3 separate regions of the Homo sapiens genome follow, and regions 1 and 3 are each linked to region 2. Evidence: read pairs that join two places in POLR2A ChIA-PET (ENCODE). Cell type or tissue: Caco-2. All regions are shown on one strand.

The links. Peaks named below come from ENCODE experiments on the same cell type or tissue, not always from the same donor. Only the 100,000 strongest peaks of a DNase experiment are listed, where the experiment ranks them.
Region 1: POLR2A ChIA-PET joins it to region 2 with 8 read pairs; 7 of 35 experiments call an interaction of 5 or more read pairs at or near these places.
Region 3: POLR2A ChIA-PET joins it to region 2 with 5 read pairs; 3 of 35 experiments call an interaction of 5 or more read pairs at or near these places.

Annotation. Positions count from the first base shown.
Region 1 is chr17:58,761,008-58,769,007 of GRCh38, forward strand. The region is part of intron 1 of PPM1E (protein phosphatase, Mg2+/Mn2+ dependent 1E); the gene reads left to right. Among named protein-coding and RNA genes, the nearest start is that of PPM1E, 9.2 kb to the left of the region's middle. In Caco-2, no CTCF peak of the experiment used is centred here; no DNase peak of the experiment used is centred here.
Region 2 is chr17:58,662,108-58,670,107 of GRCh38, forward strand. The region is part of intron 1 of TEX14 (testis expressed 14, intercellular bridge forming factor); the gene reads right to left. The region is part of intron 1 of IGBP1C (IGBP1 family member C); the gene reads right to left. It also overlaps the pseudogene RNU1-108P. Among named protein-coding and RNA genes, the nearest start is that of IGBP1C, 26 kb to the right of the region's middle. RefSeq lists an enhancer at 7,229-7,278. In Caco-2, no CTCF peak of the experiment used is centred here; DNase peaks (open chromatin) are centred at 4,854 and 7,354; H3K4me3 peaks cover 537 bases.
Region 3 is chr17:58,867,451-58,875,450 of GRCh38, forward strand. The region is part of intron 1 of PPM1E (protein phosphatase, Mg2+/Mn2+ dependent 1E); the gene reads left to right. Among named protein-coding and RNA genes, the nearest start is that of PPM1E, 120 kb to the left of the region's middle. In Caco-2, no CTCF peak of the experiment used is centred here; no DNase peak of the experiment used is centred here.

The DNA of each region.
Region 1 (8,000 bases), 99 kb after region 2:
TGGAAATACACACAAGGTATTGCCCACCCAAGAAGTTCACCTAAACTTTAGTGTGTCTGGAGTTTGTGTTTTGTTTTTTAAAGAGATGGGGTCTCACTATATTCCCTACGCTGGATTCAAACTCCTGGCTCAAATGATCTTCTTACCTCAGCAGAGTTTTCATTGAGATTTATTGATTGTTTGCATGGTTGAACTCAGTTTCCAGTCTCCCCTCTCCAGAGGTTAGGCTGATACTATGTGGTTCAAGGGACCCATCATGAATAGTAAGAATACTCATATTACTCCAGAAATTCCAGGGGCTTAGAGGTTACCTCCCAGGAGCTGGGGGCAACATCTGGACCTCTCTTTGGACAAGTTTTTTACTCCACATCCTTCATCACCTATCTCTCTTTTGCCCTCTAGATAAAATCCAAAGGTAAGGGCTTATAATCTTACTTCATTAGTTTTATTTCTGGAATCACTATCCACCCACTTCATCCCAGCTCTACCCCTCCAGAAACTACACTTCAGCTATATTAAACTAATGTATTTCTTTGAAGGTATTGTGTTATCTTTTGCCTCTGCACCTTTGCACATAGTATATTTTTCCCTCTGCTTGGAATACTATGTTCCCCCAATAGCCACTCCCAACACAATCCAATTTCTTACCCGTTTTTTAGTTCTCTGTTTAACACCTCTTCCTTGAGGAAGCCTTTGCTTACCGTCCTCACACTCATCATGAGTTAGGGGTCCCTTCTACGTTCCTTTCCATAATACCCAATGCCATTCCTCTTGTAAGTACTTGGTTTAATTTATTATTTTTTGTCAGCAAATATTTATATCTCCGTCACTAGACCAGAGGTCTCCAAAGTCAATTGCACCTAAAATACTTCATTTCGGCAAAGGAAGAAAACATTATCATCTGTTTATTTGTGTATAACATACGAAATTAAGTGCTATAAATATTTGACATGTTTATTGAGATTGGCAACTTGTTCTGTATGACGACTGATTTCATGTGAAGCATGGTAAGTGTGGTATTCTGAGGGAGTGCAAATTCCACAGCTTATGGGGGTTGACCGTGGCATCCTTTCTCCAATTTTTAGGCCATTACAAACTATTACAGTTTATCTGTGCCTGAGTAAATAGATTTATGGATTATATTTCCTGGTTTTAACAAAATTAGCCCTCATGAAATGGAAAATTGGCTTTAAAAGTTCCTGTGAAGATGGCTGGGCTTGGTGGCTCATTCCTGTAATCCCAACACTTTGGGAGGCTGAGGCAGGCAGATTGCTTGAGTCTTGGAGTTCGAGACCAGACTGGGCAACATGGCAAGGCCCCGTCTCTACAAAACTTAGTTCAGCTACTCAGGAGGCTGAGATGGGAGGACTGCTTGAGCCCAGGAGGTTGAGGTTGCAGTGAACCATGATCATGTCACTGCACTCCAGCCTGGGTAACAGAGTGAGACCTTGTTTCAAAAAAAAAAAGTTTCTATGACAAAATCATGAGTTAAACATAATATTGATAATGCAAGTGTAAGAAACATAAAAGTTAAGAGCTTATAGTTCTCTCACGCTTACTACATATGAATTTGTATGGTCAACATATGTGTTTAAAAAATTTGTTTTGGGCCGGGCGCGGTGGCTCACGCCTGTAATCCCAGCACTTTGGGAGGCCGAGGCGGGCGGATCACGAGGTCAGGAGATCGAGACCATCCCGGCTAAAACGGTGAAACCTCGTCTCTACTAAAAATACAAAAAAATTAGCCGGGCATAGTGGCGGGCGCCTGTAGTCCCAGCTACTTGGGAGGCTGAGGCAGGAGAATGGCGTGAACCCGGGAGGCGGAGCTTGCAGTGAGCCGAGATCCCGCCACTGCACTCCAGCCTGGGCGACAGAGCGAGACTCCGTCTCAAAAAAAAAAAAAAAAAAAATTTGTTTTGGTAACTAGCTATTTTGAGGTTAAACTTAAAACAAAATTCATGTTGATCCATGTAGATCTAGTTCTTTCATTGTAGCTACTGTATATCATTCTATAGTATGATTATACTATGATTTATCCAATCTCCTATTGATGGACATGTCAGTTGTTTTTAATTTTTACACATATATTAAGTTAATACTGACTGCTCTAATGGATACATCCCCAAATCTCAAAGGCTTAACATAATGTTAGTTTATTTCTTGCTTATATAGAGTTCCTTCAGTGGAGAAGGAGGAGCTGTGTTCTGTGAAGTCATTAAGGAACCCAGGCTGATGGAGACTCTGTCCTTTTTAACCTGTGGTTTCCAACGTTGCTCTAGGCATCAACATTTATCCAGCAAATATAAGGGAGTAGAGAATGGTGTTTGAGGTTTTTAAGGGCCAGTCCTTAGAAGTGGCATATATCACTTCTGTTCATTTTCCATTGGCTAGAATTCAAGTCATATGACACCACCTGGGACCTACATTTCCTAAAAAAGGGGGCTGGGAAATAAATTGCTGGCTTGGCAGTTAATTCCAAGAAACAACTCTACACTATGGACAAAGAGTACAAAATCTTGGTGGGTAGCTTGGTGGCTCCTGCCCTACAGATAATGCTAGTTTGGACATGTCTCCTTGTGCATATGTTCCTAGGTTTCTTGGGTATGTTTCTAGAAGTGGAAATGTCAGATTGATATAAGTACATTTTAAATTTATTAGGTATTGCCAAATTGTTTTGTCCAGCAGTACTGTATGAGGAGTCTGATTTCTCTACGTTCTTGCTACCATTTGAACTGCCATACCGTGAAGCTTGTATTTTAACACAGTTGTGTTCCATTATTGCTACTGAACCATGTAGGAAAGAATGCTTATAGCTGAATATGATCTTGATTTAGGGCATTTTAGAAGAGGGCATTATGATTCCATAATGATTTATAAGATCACTAAAGAAACATTACCATTGTTGTCTTTTATGGATGCCTAAAAGTCTAAACTGCCTAAAGTCCAATAGGAATATAATATGAGCCACATATAGTTTAAAATTTTCTATTAACCACCTTTTTAAAATTAAAAAGAAACAGGTGAATTTAGTTAAAAAAACTTATTTTAACTCAATATATCCAAAATATTACTATTTCAACATGTAATCCATATTAAGATATTATTAATAAAATATTTTATATTTTTATACCAAGTTTTTAAAATCCTGTGTGTACTTTACACTTACAGTACATCCCAATTTGGAGTATCACATTTCAAATACTTAATAATTATATGGGGCTAATGGCTACCATAACAAACAATTTTGTTTTAGATTTGCTATTTTTTAAAAAAACCACAACTACAACAACAAAAACTTTAATTCTGTAACACATATCTAACCATTTTTAATTAATATTTAAAATTAATGAGGAAATATAACATTTCATATTAAATTAGAGACTGGCATTTCATATTGACATTAGAGCCACTTAGCTGGGTGCAGTGCCTCACCCTTGTAGTACCAGCACTTTGGGAGCCAGCCTGTTGCCCAAGCTGGAGTGCAGTGGCGTGAACACACCTCACTGCAGCCTCAAACTTCTGGGCTCAAGGGGTCATCCTGCCTCAGCCTCTCAAGTAGTTGGCAGTACAGGCATGTGCCGTCATGCCTGGCTAGTTTCTTCTCTTTTGGTTTGTTTTTTTTGTTTTTGAAACAGAGTCTCGCTCTGTCACCCGGGCTGGAGTGTAGTGGCTCAATCATGGCTCATTGCATCCTTGACTTCCCAAGCTCCCAAGTAGCTGGGACTACAAGCACATGCCACCATGCTCGGCTAATTTTTATATTTTTTGTAGAGATGAGGTTTCGCCATGTTAGCCAGGCTGGTTTCAAACTCCTGGCCTCAAGTAATCCATCCACCTCAGCCTCCCAAAGTGCTGGAATTGCAGGTGTGAGCCACCATGCCCAGCCTACTAGTTGTTTTCTTTCCAGGTTTGTATAGGCCTATTATCATCATCATCTTTCTCTTTATTATTATTTTCCTTTTCTGCTCTCCCATGAAAGGTAGAGGATAAGGGAAGAAAAAGAAGAAAGTATTCCATTCCCACATCCCTTTAGGTTGGCTTCTTATTTTATGTTTTTGTTGGTGTGTGTTTATTTTGCTTTGTTAACATTTTCAACTAGCTATAGAAACGTTTGCAATTCTTATTACTGATTAGCATTCCAAAACTTTGTAATGAACATTTTTCTTTCTTTCTTTTTTTTTTTTTTTTTGAGACAGGGTCTCGCTCTGTCACCAAGCTGGAGTGCAGTGACACGATCTCGGCTCACTGCAACTTCCAACTTCCTGGTTCAAGTGATTCTTTTGCCTCAGCCTCCCGAGTAGCTGGGATTACAGGCACGCATCACCATGCCCAGCTAATTTTTGTGTTTTTAGTAGAGACGTAGTTTCACCATGTTGGCCAGGATGGTCTTGAAATCCTGATCTTGTGATCCTCCAGCCTTGGCCTCCCAAAGTGCTGGGATTACAGGCGTGAGTCACCATGCCTGGCCATTTTTCATGGATTTAAAACAGTATCCTCATGTGAATTATTTGAGAATATTGTGAACAATGACAAGTTTGAAGTATAATACTATATGAAGAGTAATGAACTGTTTAAAAGATTGAGAGTATTCTTAATTCTTCATGTATATTTTCACTGAATACTCTGGTGTATAGCTCTGAGAAAGACTAGTTCATTACTACCTAGCGTAGTTTAAGAAAAAAAAAGAACCAAAAGAATAATCTCCTGGTTAGAAGTATGAAAGATAATTTTTTTCCTGGTGACTTGATTCCATAATGATTTATAAGATCACTATAGAAACATTACCATTGTTGTCTTTTATGGATTAAAGTATTTGACCTGCTTTTTACCACAAAGCACAACCTCTGGTCTTTAATATTTTTGTAGTTTCTTTTTTTTTTTTTTTTTTTCCAAGATGGTGTCTCGTTCTGTTGCCCAGGCTGGAGTGCAGTGGCCCAGTCTCGGCGCACTGCAACCTCCGCCTCCCAAGTTCAAGCGATTCTCCTGCCTTAGCCTCCCAAGTAGCTGGGATTATAGGTGTGCACTACCACACCTGGCTAATTTTTGTATTTTATTAGAGGCAGAGTTTCACCATGTTGGCCAGGCTGGTCTGGAACTCCTGACCTCAGGTCATCCACCCTACTTGGCCTCCCAAAGTGCTGGGATTACAGGTGTGAGCCACTGCACCTGGCTTATTTTTGTAATTTCTGTTTTTTTTTTTTTTTTTTTTTTTGAGATGGAGTCTCGCTCTGCTGCCCAGGCTGGAGTGCAGTGGCACGATCTCGGCTCACTGCAACCTCCGCCTCCCAGGTTCAAGCGATTCTCCTGACTCAGCCTCCTGAGTAGCTTGGATTACAGGTGCGGGCCACCACACCTGGCTAATTTTTGCATTTTTAGTAGAGACAGGGTTTCATCATGTTGGTCAGGCTGGTCTCGAACTCCCGACCTCATGTTCTGTCCGCCTCAGCCTCCCAAAGTGCTGGGATTACAGGTGTGAGCTACTGCACCCAGCCTGTAATTTCTTAGTCACATTTTTCTATGTTGTGAATCTAAATACAAAAACTAAGATACTAGTAAGCCTGTTTTTTTGAGAAGTATATTGTACTATATGTGTGTGTATACACACACACACACACACACACACACAGTAAAAAATACTAAAAGGCTAAAATGCTAAAGGGCAAGAATTAGGTTGTAAACATGTTCTTTATGCAATCTAATATGTTATTACATAAATATGAGATGACAATCATTAAATTCAGCTATCACTGATTTTGCAAAAGGAATGATCTCTTAAGTTCTGAGATTTGATTTCTGGCAACTCTGAATATTTATTAGTTCAAAGTGGTTCAAGGCAGCTTATAAATAGTTTTATTTATTACTTGGAAAGATATTGGTCCTATTATTCACAATATACTTATATATAATCAGAGAAACAAAAATATTTTCAGCTTTTTCGGGGTCACATGGAAAGTTAACTATAATCTAGAAACAATTTTCAGTGTTTCAAAACAAAAACAGTTTTGTGTCTAATAAAAACCCTTTGCCCAGGATATTCTCTCATCTTGGATTGATAAGTATCTTTCTGTAAGAGTTAACAGTGTAAACTTGCAGAGGGTCAGCATTGTCTACACCCAAAATAACAATTGTACAAGTATGAATAGTAGACACCTGTTCCTGTTTCTCTTGCTGCTGTGTACTATATTCAGTGAGACCTCGTTTAGGCATTGTTTTATATTTATTACCTCTTTTAATCATCATAAAAATATATGATAAAGATTTTTATCATTAACCTGTTTTGCAGATGAAAAAGCTGAGGCACACAGAATTTAAAGAACAAGTTTTCACCATCAGCAGTGTCACCAGGACATTAACCTAGGCAGTCAGACTTGGGAGATTATAATTATGATGTTCATTTTATGATTCTCATGCTACATTACAAACATTTCCTACGGGGAAAAATTTCAATGCAAATGTAGAAATTGAATTTTGATTACTGCCATTTGCTTAGCTCAGGCTTTTATCACTTCTTGCCTTGATTACCTTAGTAGCCTCCCAACAAATTTCCCTGACACTGGTCTTTTTTCCTTTTAATCTAGCTTCACTGGATTTTCCAGCATTATTGAACTTACTATGGTTCTCTTTTAAAATTATTTATTTATTTATTTATTTGGAGATGGAGTTTCGCTCTTGTTGCTCAGGCTGGAGTGCAATGGCACGATCTCAGCTCACCGCAACCTCCGCCTCCTGGGTTCAAGTGATTCTCCTGCCTTAGGCTCCCGAGTAGCTGGGATTACAGGCATGCACCACCACGCTGGGCTAATTTTGTATTTTTAGTAGAGATGGGGTTTCTCCATGTCGGTCAGACTGGTCTCGAACTCCCGACCTCAGGTGATCCGCCCACCTCGGCCTCCCAAAGTGCTGGGATTACAGGTGTGAGCCACCACGCCCAGCCTAAAATTTATACTTATTTATTTATTTAGAGACAGAGTCTCACTCTGTTACCCAGGCTGGAGTGCAGTGGTGCGATCTTGGCTCACTGCAGCCTCCACCTCCTAGGTTCAAAGGATTCTCCTGCCTCATCCTCCCAAGTAGCTGGGATTACAGGTGCCTGCCACCTTGCCCAGCTAATTTTTTGTATTTTGAGTAGAGATGGGGTTTCACCATGTTGGCCAGGCTGGTCTCAAACTCCTGGCCTCAAGTGATCTGCCCGCCTCAGCCTCTGAAAGTGCTAGGACTACAGGCATGAGCCACTGTGCCCTGCTATTTTTTAAAATAGAGATGGCGGTCTCTATTTTGCCCAGGGTGGTCTCAAATTCCTAGGCTCAAGTGATCCACCCACCTTGGCCTCCCAAAGTGCTAGGATTGTAGGTATGAGCTACCTTGCCTGGCCCTTACCCTGATTCTCTAAAGATACGTTATTTCCTGTCTTTCTGCCTTTGTAGATGCTGTTTCTTCTCCAAAGAGCATCCGCTTCCCTGACTAACTAGAATAAACCTTCCTTTGGAGGCGGATAGGGTGGTTGGATTTTTATTTTATCTTCCACCCAAAAAAGTATCTTGTTCAGGCATTACCTATAGATAAGAGCCGTCTAAGGGTTTTGCACCAAATATTTCTCTAAACTCTTGCCTCTAATGAAAGAAAAGAAAAAGTTAACAATTATTGCTGTTTATTTTTATTTTTATTTTATTTTATTTTTTGAGACAGAGTTTCACTCTTGTTGCCCAGGCTGGAGTGCAATGGCACGGTGTTGGCTCACCACAACCTCTGCCTCCCGGGTTAAAGTGATTCTCCTGTCTCAGCCTCCCAAGTAGCTGGGATTACAGGCATATGCCACTATGTCTGGCTAATTTTGTATTTTTAATAGAGACAGGGTTTCTCCATGTTGGTCAGGCTGGTCTTGGACTCCCGACCTCAGGTGTTCCACCTGCCTCAGCTTCCCAAATGGCTGGGATTACAGGTGTGAGCCAATGCGCCTGGCCTATTGCTGTTTATTAAAAACATAATTTAGAATCCAGAAA
Region 2 (8,000 bases):
TGGGATTACAGGCGTGAGCCACCACGCCTGGCCTAAAACTCAGTTTTCAAAAATTACTGAGTGGCCAGGCGCGGTGGCTCACTCCTGTAATCCCCCACTTTGGGAGGCCGAGGTGGGCGGACTAGGAGGTCAGGAGACCGAGACCATCCTGGCTAACACGGTGAAACCCCATCTCTACTAGAAATACAAAAAATTAGCTGGGCGTGGTGGCGGGTGCCTGTAATCCCAGCTACTCAGGAGGCTGAGGCAGGAGAATTGCTTGTACATAATACATATTATGTGTGTACAGATATATAGCACACATATCTCACACACACACACACACACACACACACACACACACACAGAATCAAACCAACTACATGACCAAATTATGACTAAATCAAAGACCCCAAATAAGTTGAGATGGAGAAACACAGCCCCTCAGTACAGAATGTTATTTGGAGAGTTCCCTTACGTGTGGGGAAGGGCAGCAACAGGCACAACTATTAATCTCAGATCATGGCTGTTCCTGCCAACTCAGGTGTGCTGTCCTAAGACATGCCCCTCAGTTTGTGAGTCTCACCTCATCTCTGAATTTCCAACCATCACTTTGCCTCATGGGAGTCAAGGAAGGAAGGGTTGATGCTCAGAAATATGAGAGTGACATATATACTCAATAATTTTTAAAAGCTGAGTTTTGTTACATAAGTTCACAAAGCAGTTGTGACTGTTAAAATGTCATTAATGTGACCGGGCGCGGTGGCTCACGCTTGTAATCCCAGCACTTTGGAAGGCTGAGACGGGTGGATCACAAGGTCAGGAGATCGAGACCATGGTGAAACCCCGTCTCTACTAAAAGCACAAAAAAATTAGCCGGGCGTGGTGGTGGGCACCTGTAGTCCCAGCCACTCGGAGAGGCTGAGGCAGGAGAACGGTGTGAACCCGGGAGGCAGAGGTTGCAGTGAGCCGAGATGGCACCACTGCACTCCAGCCTGGGTGACAGAGTGAGACTCCGTCTCAAAAAAAAAAAAAAAGAAAAGTCATTAATGTTGGCCAGGCATGGTGGCTCACACCTGTAATCCCAGCACTTTTGGAAGCCAAGGCAGATGGATCACCTGAGGTCGGGAGTTCAAGACCATCCTGACTAACATGGAGAAACCCTGTCTCTACTAAAAATACAAAATTAGCCGGTTGTGGCGGTGCATGCCTGTAATCCCAGCTACTTGGGAGGCTGAGGCAGGAGAATTGCTTGAACGTGGGAGGCGGAGGTTGCAGTAAGCCGAGATCACACCACTGCACTCCAGCCTGGGCAACAAGAGCAAAACTCCGTCTCAAAAAAAAAAAAAAAAAAGTCATTAATGCCAATGTAACTGAATCTAAATTTTTTTTTTTTTTAAGACAGAGTCTCACTCTGTCACTCAGGCTAGAGTGTAGTGACATGATCTTGGCTCACGGCAACCTCCATCTCTTGGGTTCAAGCAATTCTCCTGCCTCAGCTTCCTGAGTAACTGGGACTACAGGGATGCACCACCACGCCTGGCTAATTTTTTGTGTTTTTGGTAGAGATGGGGTTTCACCATGTTGGCCAGGCTGGTCTTGAACTCCTGACCTCAGGTGATCTGCCTGCCTTGACCTCCCGAAGTGCTGGGATTACAGGCATGAGCCAATGTGCCAGGCCACTAAATGTCTTACTCAACACCCTGAGTTGTGGGGAGCCAAATCCATTCACTCCTGAAACACACTGGCCCTGAAGCTGCATTTCTCAGCCACAAAGCTCTGCAATAAAAACCATACTAACTCTATTTAGGCCAGGGGCAGTGGCTCATGCCTGCAATCCCATCACTTTGGGAGGCCGAGGTGCTGATATCACCTGAGTTTGGGAAGGTGGAGGCTGTGTTGTGCCACTGCACTCCAGCCTAGTGAGAGTGAGACCCTGTCTTAACCGCTCCCCCAGCAACAACAAAAAAACAACAGCAAAAACCCAACTCCACACTATTTAGTACAATTGCTGATTTAGGACAATTGCTGGATTACCTTCATCCACAAAGTGTGACCCAGCCCACCTCGGTTATACTATATAATCTCATTATTGAACTACCTTCCTAATTTTATTCCAGAAGGTTTGATTTCACATGAGGAAAGTAATACTTTGGCTTTCAATGGTATCCATGAATGCCAGGCTGACCACAGCTCTGAGGCCTCTATGATTATTTGTGCCCCCTCATGGCTCTGATATCACAGGTACTAACAGACCCTTTTTCCTATGCTGGGAGAACTCCATTTCTGATGACCACATTGTCTACTCCAGTATTTTTGCCATTCATATTCTTGAATTTCTTTGCTGCTAATGATGAAAAACACCTGTTCTCAAGTCATTACTTACATGTAGCACATACTTCTCATTTACTGACAGCCACTTAAATGTTCAAGGTCCAGTCCGCTGGCCTAGCCACTGGGGATACTAAGAGGAATAATGCAGAGACTGAGTCTGCCTGCAATAAATAAGATCATAGTCTGTAGGGAAAACAGACTTGCCAGACCTATAAAAAGTTCAGCAGGGCCACATTACGATTTTGAAGGGCCCATACTTTTGCCTTTGTGTGCCTGCCTCCTCTGATAAAATATATACATTTCCATTAAAATATATGTTAAAAATGCTATCTTATGACTGCATTGATTAAAAGATGAATATATTATTATATATGACATTTTCTTCCACCTAAAAATTCATTTTTTTCTTCTGATTTTTAAAAGAAGTGCCCCTAGGCAGTGTGCCTGTGGTACGTAACAGATAAGGCCACCCTGGGTTCAGTGGCACTGAGTGGATCCCAGGCAGTTTGGAAGGGCTGAAGTATAAGTTTTCCAGGTAGATGAAGAAGGGCAGGGCAGGGAAGTGCATTCCAGGAAGAGCAGGCATGTAAGTTTGTGGAAGTAATACAGCAAGGCTCTCTGGAAACTTTAAAATAAGGAAACAGATTAAGTTAGAGCACTGCTTGTCCAGTGGAATATGATGTGGGCAACATTCGACATATTCAGTTGAACATTTTTAGTAGCTATATTATTATTTTTATTATTTTATATTTATAGAGATAGGGTCTCGCTATGCTGCCCAGTCTGGTCTTGAGCTCCTGGTCTCAAGCCATCCTCCTGCCTCAGCCTCCCAAAGTACTGGGATTACAAGCATGAGTCATCAGGCCCGGCCCACATGAAATTAACTTTATTATCATGTTTTGCCTGGGTGCAATGACTCATGCCTGAAATCCCAGCACTTTGGGAGGCTGAGGCAGGATGGCTTGAGGCCAGCAGTTGAAGATCAGCCTGACCAACTTGCCTAAACCCTGCCTCTACTAAAAATACAGTTAGCTTATTGTGGTCATGCGTGGCTGTAGTCCAGCTACTCTGAGGCTGAGGCATGAGAATTGCTTGAACCTGGGAGGCGGAGGTTGCAGTGAGCCGAGATCGCGCCACTGCACTCCAGCCTAGGCAACAGGGTGAGACTCTGTCTCATAAAAAACAAAAAACAAAAAAACCCACAACTCATTGCGTTTACCTCACTAAAGTTCCTAAGCATTAAATGATAGCAAGGTACAGCTTTAAACAGTAAGCAACGGTAACAACCCTGCAACCCCAAAGCATTCTTAAGAACCAAAAGAAACAATGAAAAAAAAAAATAAGGCTGGGCGCGGTGGCTCACGCCTATAATCCCAGCACTTTGGGAGGCCGAGGAGGGTGGATCACATGAGGTCAGGAGTTCAAGACCGGCCTGACCAACGTAGTGAAAACTCGTCTCTACTAAAAATACAAAAAACTAGCCACGCGTGGTGGCGGGTGCCTGTATTCCCAGCTCTACTCAGGAGGCTGAGGCAGGAGAATCGCTTCAACCTAGGAGGCGGAGGTTGCAGTGAGCCGAGATTGTGCCACTCAACTCCAGCCTGGGAGACGGCGAGACTCTGTCTCAAAAAAAAAAAAAAAAATTGGGTGCCATGGCTCACGCCTGTAATTCCAGCATTTTAGGAGGCTGAAGGTGTGGATCACTTGAGGACAAGAGTTCGAGACCAGCCTTGCCAACATGGTAAGACGCCATCTCTACTAAAAATGCAAAAATTAGCCAGGCATGGTGGTGCATGCCTGTAATGTAATCCCAGTTTCTAGGGAAGCTGAGACACGAGAATAGCTCGAACTCGGGAGGTGGAGGCTGCGGTGAGCCGAGATTGCTCCACTGCACTCCAGCCTGGAAAATAGAGCAAGACTGTGTCCCAAAAAAATAAATAAGGCAAAACCTAAAACAACCAAAGAAGGCTGAGCGCATGAATTCGGATGCCACTGCACTCCAGCCTAGATAAACAAAGTGAAACAAACCTTCCACGGCAAAAAAAAAAAAAAAAAAAAAAAAAAAAAGCAAAAGCTAATACACAACTAACAAAACTTGCATTTCAACTACCACAACCAGCAGCAAGTGCGAACGCAATCTCCCGCTACCACAAATTATACACTGTAGTTACCCACATTTGGGGAAATCGTAGGGATCAGCACAAAGTGCAACGAATAAGCCACACACAGGGAAAAACCACCTCCATAATCACAGTATTTCTCCTGACAGGTAATTATGAGGTACTTGCGTGACCCCAGCAATCCCCGGTGCCGCCCACATCATTGCAAGTGCGGGTAACTCCTGAAATGACTCTAATTGGACTTTATCCACATATAGTGAACAAAATAAACAGATTTTTTATACTATATCTTGGTGTTGGTAACAGAGTTGTGCAAATCCTTCCAAGGAACGCGTTTCCAAAATGCAGTCTTTAATCTACATACTCCACCTCCCGGCGTGACGTCATGCATAGGCCTGGCTGGTCAGAGAGCGCAACTGCGTTCTCATCTCGGCCCGCTTCCAACCAGCAGTTCCTTCTCCTGCTCGCGTCAATGCAAGTGACGTCTGTCAGGCCATTTTCCTGACAAAAACGCACCACCTCACTACTTTTGGCGTAGCCTAAGGCCTTCGGATCTCCCTGTATGGAGAGTTTCCTTGAGCTAACAGACGTGAATGAACTTTTAGTCACGGGATACCCACGCTGTGAACCACCCCGGCATCATTTCCTCTTATTCCAAGAAGGGGAACAGGGCATGCTAGCAGGCTGTACTGCAGAGTGGAGGGTTTTGGAATCCAAGATCTGGACTGCAATATAGCGTTCACAATGCAAGACTTTCGATGAGCTTATGGCCTCAACTTGTTCCTCAGTTTGTAAAACCTGCATTACTGTCCTTGGAGGAGTTTTTGTGAAGACTAAAACAAATACATTAACGAACAGCTTAAACCTTAAAGCATAATTATAACATGTGAGTCAGGCAACCCAATAAAAACCCTAAAGCAAACCAAGAAATACTAACAGCTAACATCTACTGTTTACCATGCATCTGGACTTTATGGTTAATCCTCACAACGTTGAGGTAGGAAATGGAATCATCCCCATTTCATGGATAAAGAACCTGAGGCATGACAAAGATTCTTTGCTGGCCGGGTGCAGTGGCTCACGCCTGTAATCCCAACACTTTGGGAGGCTGAGGTGGGCGAATCACTTGAGGTCAGGAGTTCGAGACCAGCCTGGCCAACATGGTGAAACCCTGTCTCTACTAAAAATACAAAAATTAGCCGGGCATGGTGGCAAGTGCCTGTAATCCCAGCTACTTGGGAGGCTGAGGCAGGAGAACTGCTTGAACCCGGGAGGCGAAGGTTGCAGTGAGGCAATGAGCCGTGATCATGCCACCGCACTCCAGCCTGGGCGACAGAGTGAGACTCTGGCTAAAAAAAAAAAAAAAAAAAGATTCTTTTCTTGTTTGCTTGGCCAAACCTTATTCAGGCTTCTGAACCTTCTCATAGGCCAGTCTGTGCATGTTCTTGTAAAATCCAGTTTTAGTAAAGGAACCCTGCTAAGTCAATTTAGCTGAAACCCAAATTCTCCAAATCTGATCAGGTTCCTCATCCTGCACCACCCCCCAGGTGATATCTGATCACCCCAGCCTGTCTTCAGCAAGAATCCTGTTAGATCAGTTTAGCCAGAATTCCTCTTACCCCTGATGTTTCCTCTTGGTAATTTTCTAACCACTGACCTCCACACTGCTCCTTGGCTACAAATTCCCATTTGCCCATGCTGTACTTTGGACTTGTGCCCAGTCTTTCTCCTCCACTACAAGACCCCATTGCAGCGGTCTCTATACCTATCCTGATGGTCCTGAACAAAGTCATCCTTACAGCAAAAAAGTGCACCTCTCCCAGCTACCAAAGCCTCTTCTACTGATGTGCCTGGAGGAGCTGCAGTAACTATAAACCCCTGCAAATGTGGAGGAAGTAACTGGAGCCTGGGTCCAGTCATGACTGTCTACTGAATCATCTTAGCCAATGCCCACTGAAGGCTCAGGGTGCTCCCAGCACAGGGAGAAGAACTTCACACACCTTAACTCATTTAATCCACTCAACAATTCTACAGAGTACACAATATCTCCATTTTGCATATGAGAAAACTGAGGCCAAGGGAGGCTGAAATGTGCCCAAGTGGTAGAGAAGGAATTAAAATCCATGTAGTCATCCCCAGAGAGGACTTCTTTTTTTTATTTTTATGCACACACAGACAAGGGTGACATCTACAGAAAATAATCTGGATCACCCAGAAAGCATGTGGCATCCTAGGTGAACTGCTATGCGAGGTAACTGGCCCAAGGGCTCTAGTCACCCACCCTAACATCCTACCCAAAGGCCCTGAGGACTGGGGGGTCAATATATTACATCACACAGTTTGAGAAGCTGTAGGGTGGAGACATTCTGGCAAGTGAGTGTCATTTGTTCCGGGTATATATCAAATTAGAAAAAAAGGCTGAGAACCACTGTTCTAGGTAGGCATAAAAAATGGAACCTGGCAATTATCAACACTGTATGAATGGAGGATTAGGGATACATCTGTATTGTGTAAAAAAGGGGGAGACAATGCCAGGCACAGTGGCTCATGCCTATAATCCCAGCACTTTGGGAGGGTGAGGTGGGCAGATCACCTGAGGTCAGGAGTTCAAGACCAGCCTGGCCAACATGGTGAAACCCCATCTCTACTAAAAATACAAAAATTAGCCAGGTATGGTGGTACACGCCTCTAATTCCAGCTACTCAGGAGGCTGAGGCAGAAGAATGGCTTGAACCCAGGAGGCAGAGGTTGCAGTGAGCCGAGATCATGCCACTGCACTCCAGCCTGGGCGAAAGAGCGACACTCTGTCTCAAAAACAAACAAAAAAAAAAACAGGAGGGGGTGTGGAGAGGAGTTTGTCATATTTGCTGAAAGTCACCAGACGATGGCTAAAGAATGTAACAAGCCAGCTGCTGGGCGTGGTGGCTCACGCCTGTAATCCTGACACTTTCGGAGGCCGAGGTTAAGTGGATCATTTGAGGTCAGGAGTTCGAAACCAGCCTGACCAAAATGGTGAAACCCCATGTCTACTAAAAATACAAAAATTAGCCAGGTGTGGTGGCGCATGCCTGTAATCCCAGCTACTCAGGAGGCTGAGGCAGGTGAATCACTTGAACCTGGGAGGCAGAGGTTGCAGGGAGCTGAGATCACGCCACTGCACTCTAGACTGGGCAACAGAGAGAGACTCCGTCTCAAAAAAAAAAAAAAAAAAAAAAAGCCAGCAACAGCTTGAGACTTCATTGAGGTTTAGCAAGAAGCACCCTCATGTGAATACATGTTAACAAAATGTCAGGAAGGAGCATTGGTGCTGCTCTAATCTAATGTTACTCCCTTGCCCAAAGCCCTTCAATACTCCTTACTGCCCTCTGGATAAAGCACCAACTCCATCCCACGCTCCTTGAGGCTCTGCATGGGCTGGCTCCATAGCTTTTCCAGCCTGCCTGTACTGTCCACCATACCGCCGTGGCAGCCACAGCTACAGCCGCAGCCTCTTTCCAGCCTCAGAGCCTTTGCCTGTGTAGTTCCCCTTGCTTAAAATGTTTTTACCCTGCCTCTCCTGACAAATCT
Region 3 (8,000 bases), 210 kb after region 2:
TAATCAAGCCTCTTTTTATAGAATCCAAAACTACAGCTCTTACTCCCTCCAAGGCCTTCAATCTTAGAGGGTATTGCTTAAGGTTTGGGACAGGTTTTGATGGATCTATCTGGATTTTGACTGGAGGAGCTAAGATAATTTTCCTCATATCAGTGGAGAATTTTGACTACAGCTAATTAGGCACTACTTTTAAGAGCGCTTCTAGTTCTTTATTATTTAACAATTCAGTATCCTCTATGGCAATATAAATTGCAATTAAAAGGATCAGATTTGGAAAAATTTTTGTATCTCACAATTTTGTTTTACCTTCTAATTCTAAATACACTTCCCCCTTTTGAGAAGAGTATGGCTATTATATAATTTAAAACATTTCTCCTTATCAAATGCATGGGGGCTGAGGGAACTAAGAGGAAAACATGTGTTCCCTCTAGGGAACCTAACTGAAAAACTATAGGTTGAGATTGATATGCTGTTATAGGAGTATTTGTTACACCCACCATCTGTAATGGTTTTTGACTCCAAGGAATAAGACTCTGTAAGAAGGTGGGATTTATTATTGATAATGCAGCTCTGGTGTCATTAAGAGCTTGTGTTTGGGGCCAGGCGCAGTGGTTCATGTCTATAATCCCAGCACTTTGGGATGCCAAGATGGGTCGACTGCTTGAGTTCAAGAGTTTAAGACCAGCCTGGGCAGCAAGGCAAAACCCTGTCTCTACAAAACATACAAAAATCAGCCAGCCATGGTGGTGCACACCTGCAGTCCCAGCAACTCAGGAGGCTCAGGCTTGAGTTAGGGAGGCAGAGGTTGCAGTGAGCCAAGATTGCACTACTGCAATTCAGCCTGGGTGACAGAATGAGACCCTGTCTCAATACAAAACAAAAACAAAAACAACGTAGGCCCTCGCTAACAATATTTTTCAAAAAAAAATTTTTTTTAATTTTTAAAGAGCTTGGTTTGTTTTCCATTTAAAGTTATTTCAGTTACTCCTAAGGTATTAGTGAGAAGAGGGAAGTTCCCTCTTTTGATTTCCTCAGGGCACTCCTATTCTTCCTTTTCTTTGGACTGTTTTCATTCTTTCCATTTTAATTTTCTACAATCCTTTTTGAAATGTCCAGGCTTTTTTTTTTTTTTTGCAGTCATTGCAATGCAGGAGATTGGGTCAGTTTTGGAGTTTAAAAAGGCTTTTTAGGGGTTTTAATTGGTTGGACAATTGTTTTAATTGTAAACTCATAACCTTATTTGGTTTTCTTCCCTGTTTAACTTCTCTTTCCTTTTCTTCCTTGGTTAGGGTATGGGACCTAGGTCCCATAGGGTATGGGTACGTTCAGCAAAATAAACTAGATAATGAGTTTGAGGATAACTAACTGGTGCATTGTTTCTTTATTATAATTGCTAATTCTTAATCTAATCCATTTATAAAGTTTAAGTTACAAGGCCAGGCACTATGGCTCACATCTGTAATCCCAGCACTTTGGGAGGCCAAGGTGGGCAGATCACCTGAGGTCAAGAGTTTAAGACCAGCCTGGCCAACACAGCAAAACCTTGTCTTTACTAAAAATACAAAAAAAATTAGCCAGGCATGGTGGCGTGTACCTGTAGTCCCAGCTACTCAGGAGGCTGAAGCATGAGAATCACTTGAACCCGGGAGGCAGAGATTGTGGTGAGCCAAGATTGTGCCATTGCACACCAGCCTGGGTGACAGAGTGGGACTCCGTCTCAACAACAAAAGTTTAAGTTATAGGAAGTATCATTTTGGTGGTTAGTATAACTTTATTCTGATAGGCCTGAATATTTTTTAATGTTTTTTCCCCAAATCTTTCATAGTGTGACATCAAAGGCTTGATATAGTTTGGATATTTGTCCTGTCCGAATTTCATGTTGAAATTTGATCCCCAGCGTTGGAGGGACCTAGTGGGAGATGTTTGGCTCATGGGGGCAGATCATTTGTGAGTGGCTTGGTGCCATCCTCACAGTAATGAATGAGTTCTCATTCTATTGGTTCCCATGAGAGCTGATTGTTAAAAAGAGCCTGGCACCTCCCCTCAATTTCTTCCTCTCTTGCCATGTGATCTCTGCACACCAGCTCCCCTTCTCCTTCTGCCATGGGTGGAAGCAGCTGGAGGCCTTCACCAGAGGCAAATGCTGGCACCATGCTTCTTCTTGTACAGTCTTCAGAATTGTGAACCAAATAAACCTCTTTTCTTATAAATTACCCAGTCTCAGGTATTCCTTTATAGCAACACAAAGACAGACTAAGACAAGGCTCATGAAAATTTTGTTGATGTTGTATTTTGTTCCAATCAACCACTTTTTGAAAAACTAAGGGGATAGCATCTAGTAAAGCTTTGGCAGTGTTGCAGGCCCATTCACAATCTGCTTCAGAACATTTATGGAAGTTCTCTGAAGAATTTCTCTAATGTGCCTTTGCTATCCTATTTGGCTTTATCAAAGATGAACGAATTGATATAAGTCAGAGAATCTGGGATTGAAAGTTTGAATGTTTAATTCAAATTCTCTAGCAAATCCAATAGAATCCTGAAGAGGATTAGGAAATTATTTAATTATGCCTTTAAGTTCTACCTTTGAGCATGGTTGATAAATCAAGCAGGTTCTCTTCTACTAGACACACAGGGTATTCCCTAAATGGAGCCAGTACAGCATCTGGAGGAGGAGGAGGAGGAAGGGAAGGTAGTCTGATAGACAAGGAAGTTCTGACAATGAGGGACAAAGAGAAGAAGGAGCTGAAGGAGAAGAAGAAATGTCAGGGTTTTTCAATTCAAAATTATTTTAGACAATTTTTTCATTTCCTCTTTCAAAGAAATGGCTTTATCAGAAAGCTTCTAAGTACCATTGAAAATAGCTCTCCCAGTTATTTTGTTTTATTTTAGAGCCAGCTTTTATTTTGGATTCAGGGGGTACCTGTGTATGTTTGTTATATGGGTATATTGTGTGATGCTGAGGTTTGTGGGTACAAAGGATCCCATTACCCAGGTAGTGAGCATAGTACCCAATATGTAGTTTTTTAGCCCTTGCCCACCCCCAAGTAGTTCCCAGTGTTAATTTTCCTTCTGTTATGTCCATGTGTACCGATGCTTAGCTCCCACTTATAAGTGAGAACATGCAGTATTTGGTTTTCTGTTCCTGTGTTAATTCACTTAGGATAATGAGAGCTGGATTTTTAAAAATTGAGTATGCAGAGAAACTAGTTTAGGTATTTCAAAGGTACCCCCATTTTGGCCACTGTAATTTGGGGTCATTGCAAATTATGCATGACTAATTTTCTAAATATTTACATGAAGATGTGCCGTAAGTATTAAACATGAATCCAGCTTACGTTTCTAGTGGTGGATCTCTTCTTCAGGAGGAATACTTGGTTTTAGATGCATGATTACCCAGACTTTAGATTTTCCTCTTGAATGACCAAACAACTTAGATAGGAGATATTTTGGATTAAGTGTGCCGCCTGTGGGAATAGCCCCTCAAGGTGTCACCCTTGTGTTGGTTTTTCCCTTTTATGTGTCTTGGTGATCCCAAGAGGCTTGGGTGCTTAAGGCAGTAGGTGATCAGCTGTTATGTGTGTTCATTTAACTTTATGGTTTTTGTTTGTTTGTTTTGCTCTGTCACCCAGGCTAGAGTGCAGTGGTGTGATTACAGCTCACTGCAGCCTCGAATTCCTGGTCTCAAGTGATCCTCCCTTATTTCAGCCTCCCAAGTAGCTGGGACTACAGGTGCACACCACCACATCTGGCTAATTTCTTATATATTTTTTGTAGAGATGGAGTCTCACTGTGTTGCCCAGGTTAGTCCTAAACTCCTGGGTTCAAGTGATCCTTCTGCCTTGGCCTCCCAAAGTGCTGGGATTATAGGCATTGAGCCTCCGTGCCTGGCTCTGTATGCTCTTCTTAAGGGTTTTCCTGTAAGACTGTTTCATGTCATGAACAATGAGCTCCAACACTCCCACAAAGACCTCGGTAGCCTAAGGTGCCTTTCAGTTGGCAAGAACAGTGTCTCTCATCTTTGGGACTTATTTTGTCCTCATAAAGAGCCTTTTGTAGTTTTAATTACTCAAGAAGAAACTTTAGGCCAGGCACAGTGGCTCACACCTGTAATCTCAGCACTTTGGGAGGCTGAGATGGGTGGATTGCTTGAGCCTAGGAGTTTGAGATCAGACTGGACAATATGGCAAAACTCCGTCTCTACAAACAATACAAAAAATTAGCCAGGTGTGGGGACGCACACCTGTAGTTCCACCTATTTGGGAGACTGAGGTGAGTGAATCATTTGGACCTCGGAAGTTGAGGCTTCAGTGAGCCATGATCATCGATACTGCACTCCAGCCTGGGCAACAAAGGGAGACCCTGTCTCAAAAAAAAAAAAAAAGAAGAAGAAGAAGAATATTTATATTTGTCAGTTGTCAGTTGAACTGAGCTTCAGAATCTGGTTAGTTTTAAAGATTACAAATTTTGCTTAAGTCACAAAGATTCATTTCCTCTTTTCAAAGATAAACTGTTTTCTCCCTGACCAAAGTTTCAAATGAGATAAAAAGTTATAGAAATGCTAATGAGGCTGGGCGTGGTGGCTCACGCCTGTAATCCCAGCACTTTGGGAGGCTGAGGCAGGCAGATCACCTGAGGTCAGGAGTTTGAGACCAGCCTGGCCAACACAGTGAAACCCTGTCTCTACTAAAAATACAAAATTAGCTGGGCATGGTGGCACGCACCTGTAATCCCAGCTACTCCAGAGGCTGAGACAGGAGAATTGCTTGAACCCAGGAGGCGGAGGTTGCAGTGAGCCGAGATTGCACCACTGCACTCCAGCCTGGGCCATAAAGTGAGAGGCTGTCTCAAAAAATAAGTAAAAGGAAAATAAATAAATAACAAAATAATGTTTAAACCTCTACCAAGCTGGGAGGTTCAGACCCTGAGAGATGCCTTACTAGATATTTCCATTAACTTCAGCAAGATTGGGTGAATGAAAGTAATTTGTGTTGGTAGCAGCGTTCCAGTTGTCAGCAAAGTGACAGATATCACTGGAGGTCTGCTTTGAGTCCCTTCATGGTGACCAAAATGTCAACCTTAAATAATGAGATTCAGAAAATATGATAAAATATAGGGTTTATTTAAACACAAAGTATGATCTGATCACTGTCCATTTGTTTTTGTGGGCTGGTTGCTGAAGGGTCAGAGTTCTGTCTTCATGTATAGTCTGGTCATTGTCCATTTGTATATCCTCCAGTCCCTTGCTACTAAAAACAAAAATGACAGCCACCTGGGAAACACAGACCCCAAACACGTGGGAGCAAGTGTTCCAAAGTGGGGAAGTTGAGTTTCCATTTATATAGGCAGTTAACAGGGTTGTAACATTTTTCCATACAAGGTCAGTCCATATGTTATATGTTATAGTTTGTTACATTTCAAGGAAGTGATTGGTTACAGTTTGTTACATTTCAAGGAAGACTGCCTTAACATTCAGTGATCGGGGTGATAATTTGAAGAGATCTTGAGCTACAAGGCTTTTCCTAGTCATTTACAGTAAAAGCAGAACTTGCAGCGGCATGCTACTGGCTCAGGTCATAGAACCACATTCCTCTCAAGGCTCAAAATTATCTAAAATTCTGCCAGCTTTAAATTTGAATTACTCAGTTTCACACCATCATAGGCCTAAGCTCACATTTTATTCAAAACAACTTCAATGTAGTATAGATAAATTTTCATAACTCTTTGTAAGTTGATATGATTTATCTCTTTAATATTAACGAAATTTAGGAATTACCTTCTGATGTTTGCTGCATATATATGCACAGATTGATGGCAAATATTTTATTGCACTATTTAGTTCTGTATTATACTATCAACATTACTGTTTTTCTAAAATAAAGCAGAATCTTTTCTTTGTTTTAAAATGATCTCAGTTCCCAAGGAAGAAACTACACCAATTTGAGTCTGAAATATCAAACATTGAAGAATACAAAATTTATTTTCTAAGCAGTGAAAAACCATGTATCTAATGAAGCAAGTTGGTTCAGATGGTGTAGCTGGCAAACAGGACAAGAGCTACGTAGAGGTAGCAAGACTGAAACTTGATCTTGGTTGGAATGGAACAAAATGCTCATAGTATTATTATTATTATTATTATTATTATTATTATTATTATTATTTTCGAGTCAGGGTCTCACTTTGTCACCCAGGCTGGAGTGCAGTGGCACAATCATAGCTCACTGCAGCCTTGATCTCCCAGGCTCAAGTGATCCTCCTGCCTCAGCACCCCCAAGTAGCTGGGACTACAGGTCCGCACTACCATGCCCAGCTAATTTTTTTTTTTTTTTTTGTAGAGATGGGATTTTGCCATGATGGCCAGGCTGGTCTTGAACTCTGAGCTTAAGTGATCTGCCCACCTTAGCCCCCCAAAGGGCTAAGATTATAGGAGTGAACCACCGTGCCCGGCCTAGTGTTAATTTTCTTTTTGCATGATTTTTACACTACTATGAAAATAAGCAAAGTCCACCCAAATGAGAACCAACAGAATTCATTTATTGAAATCTTGCTATAACAAGGAAGTCAGCCAACATCGCTTTCGTTGGGCAGACTCAAAAACGAGTAGGCAAGTTTTATAGTGAAAAAAATACGTTAAGGTATGATCTAATTGGAGGTTGTTGGCATGGAGAAGTTGAAGGCCAGCTATCTAAAAGCAGAGCATCTTAGGGAATTAATTCAGGAAACATAGTTGGCTTTCTGTGGTTGGCCTTGAGTTGAAATCATGCAGGGGTTGGGGCACAAAAATAGAGAAGCTGGTAGTCATTGATCAAATCCTCGCTGTCCTGGGGTGATTGCTGCCAAGATTGTAATTTGGATTTGCAGGCTGGTTGCTGAAGAGATTGTAGGTCAGAGTTCTATCTTCATGTATGGTCTGGTCATTGTCCATTTATATATCTTCTAATCTCTCACTACTGAAGAACAAATAAAAATGATTTGTGTTTTATAATTTTATGGAAGAATATATTCATGTAGCTTTGAGAGATTTGAAGATTCTAATAGTTACAGAAATCTTCCCAGATGAAAATTATATTTTATGTCTGAGAATATAAGATGAATTATGTTTATACTGTAAGATATCTTTGCAAAGTTCTTGTTACAGTAGAAGTAGATTCTGGACCTCAAAGATATATCAGTTACAATAATAATATGTACTTATGGGGTCTTTTGAGAAATTATAACCTGGTTTGTACTACCTCAGAAAGATTGAGCATTTTCTCCATGACTTATTGGATAATTGGGACTTTTAAAGATGTAAGAAAGAAAGTTACTGGTATATCACCACTGGAAACTCCTCACATTGCAATTTTCTATAGAGGAAATTTGTTGGCTGTGATGAATATTATATTTAAGTTTCTACAGTTTTTTAAATTAAATTTTTATTTTGAGAAATTTTCAAACAGAAATATTTTATATAAAAATTATACAGCATCAATAGATAAAGCTGAAGTATCCTTTATCCTCTCCCCTCCTGCCCCATTTTCTGTCCCCTTTCTTCCTGTAAGAGGCAACCTCTCATGAATTTGGTGTGTGTCCTTTTAACTCATAAAATCATTATTTCTAAAAACAATGTAATTGCCCTTACTTGGCTAATTATAAACACAAATATGGAAGTTTTGAAAGACTTACTTTCTAGATTCTTTTAGATTAGTAAATTATTATAATAAGCCTGAAAAACAGAACATTATTCACCAAGTAATTCAACCAAGTAACATATATTCTGTGTTAAATAGCATATTGTCTTTGTATTGGTATTAATGTATCTAATTAGTGGCAGGCATCTAGGTCTCTCAAGGAAGGAAGAAGGAGAATTTGGGGAAAAGAACCAATGAAAGAAAGCACAGATTGACACTTTGAGAAATGTGTAAAAAATGAGTCAGAGGTTTTTCTCTTGATCTTGGCTGAAAGTATAGCTAGGTCTCAAGTTTGCTTTGATCTTTTTTTGCCTGGCCCTTACAGAAGCAATG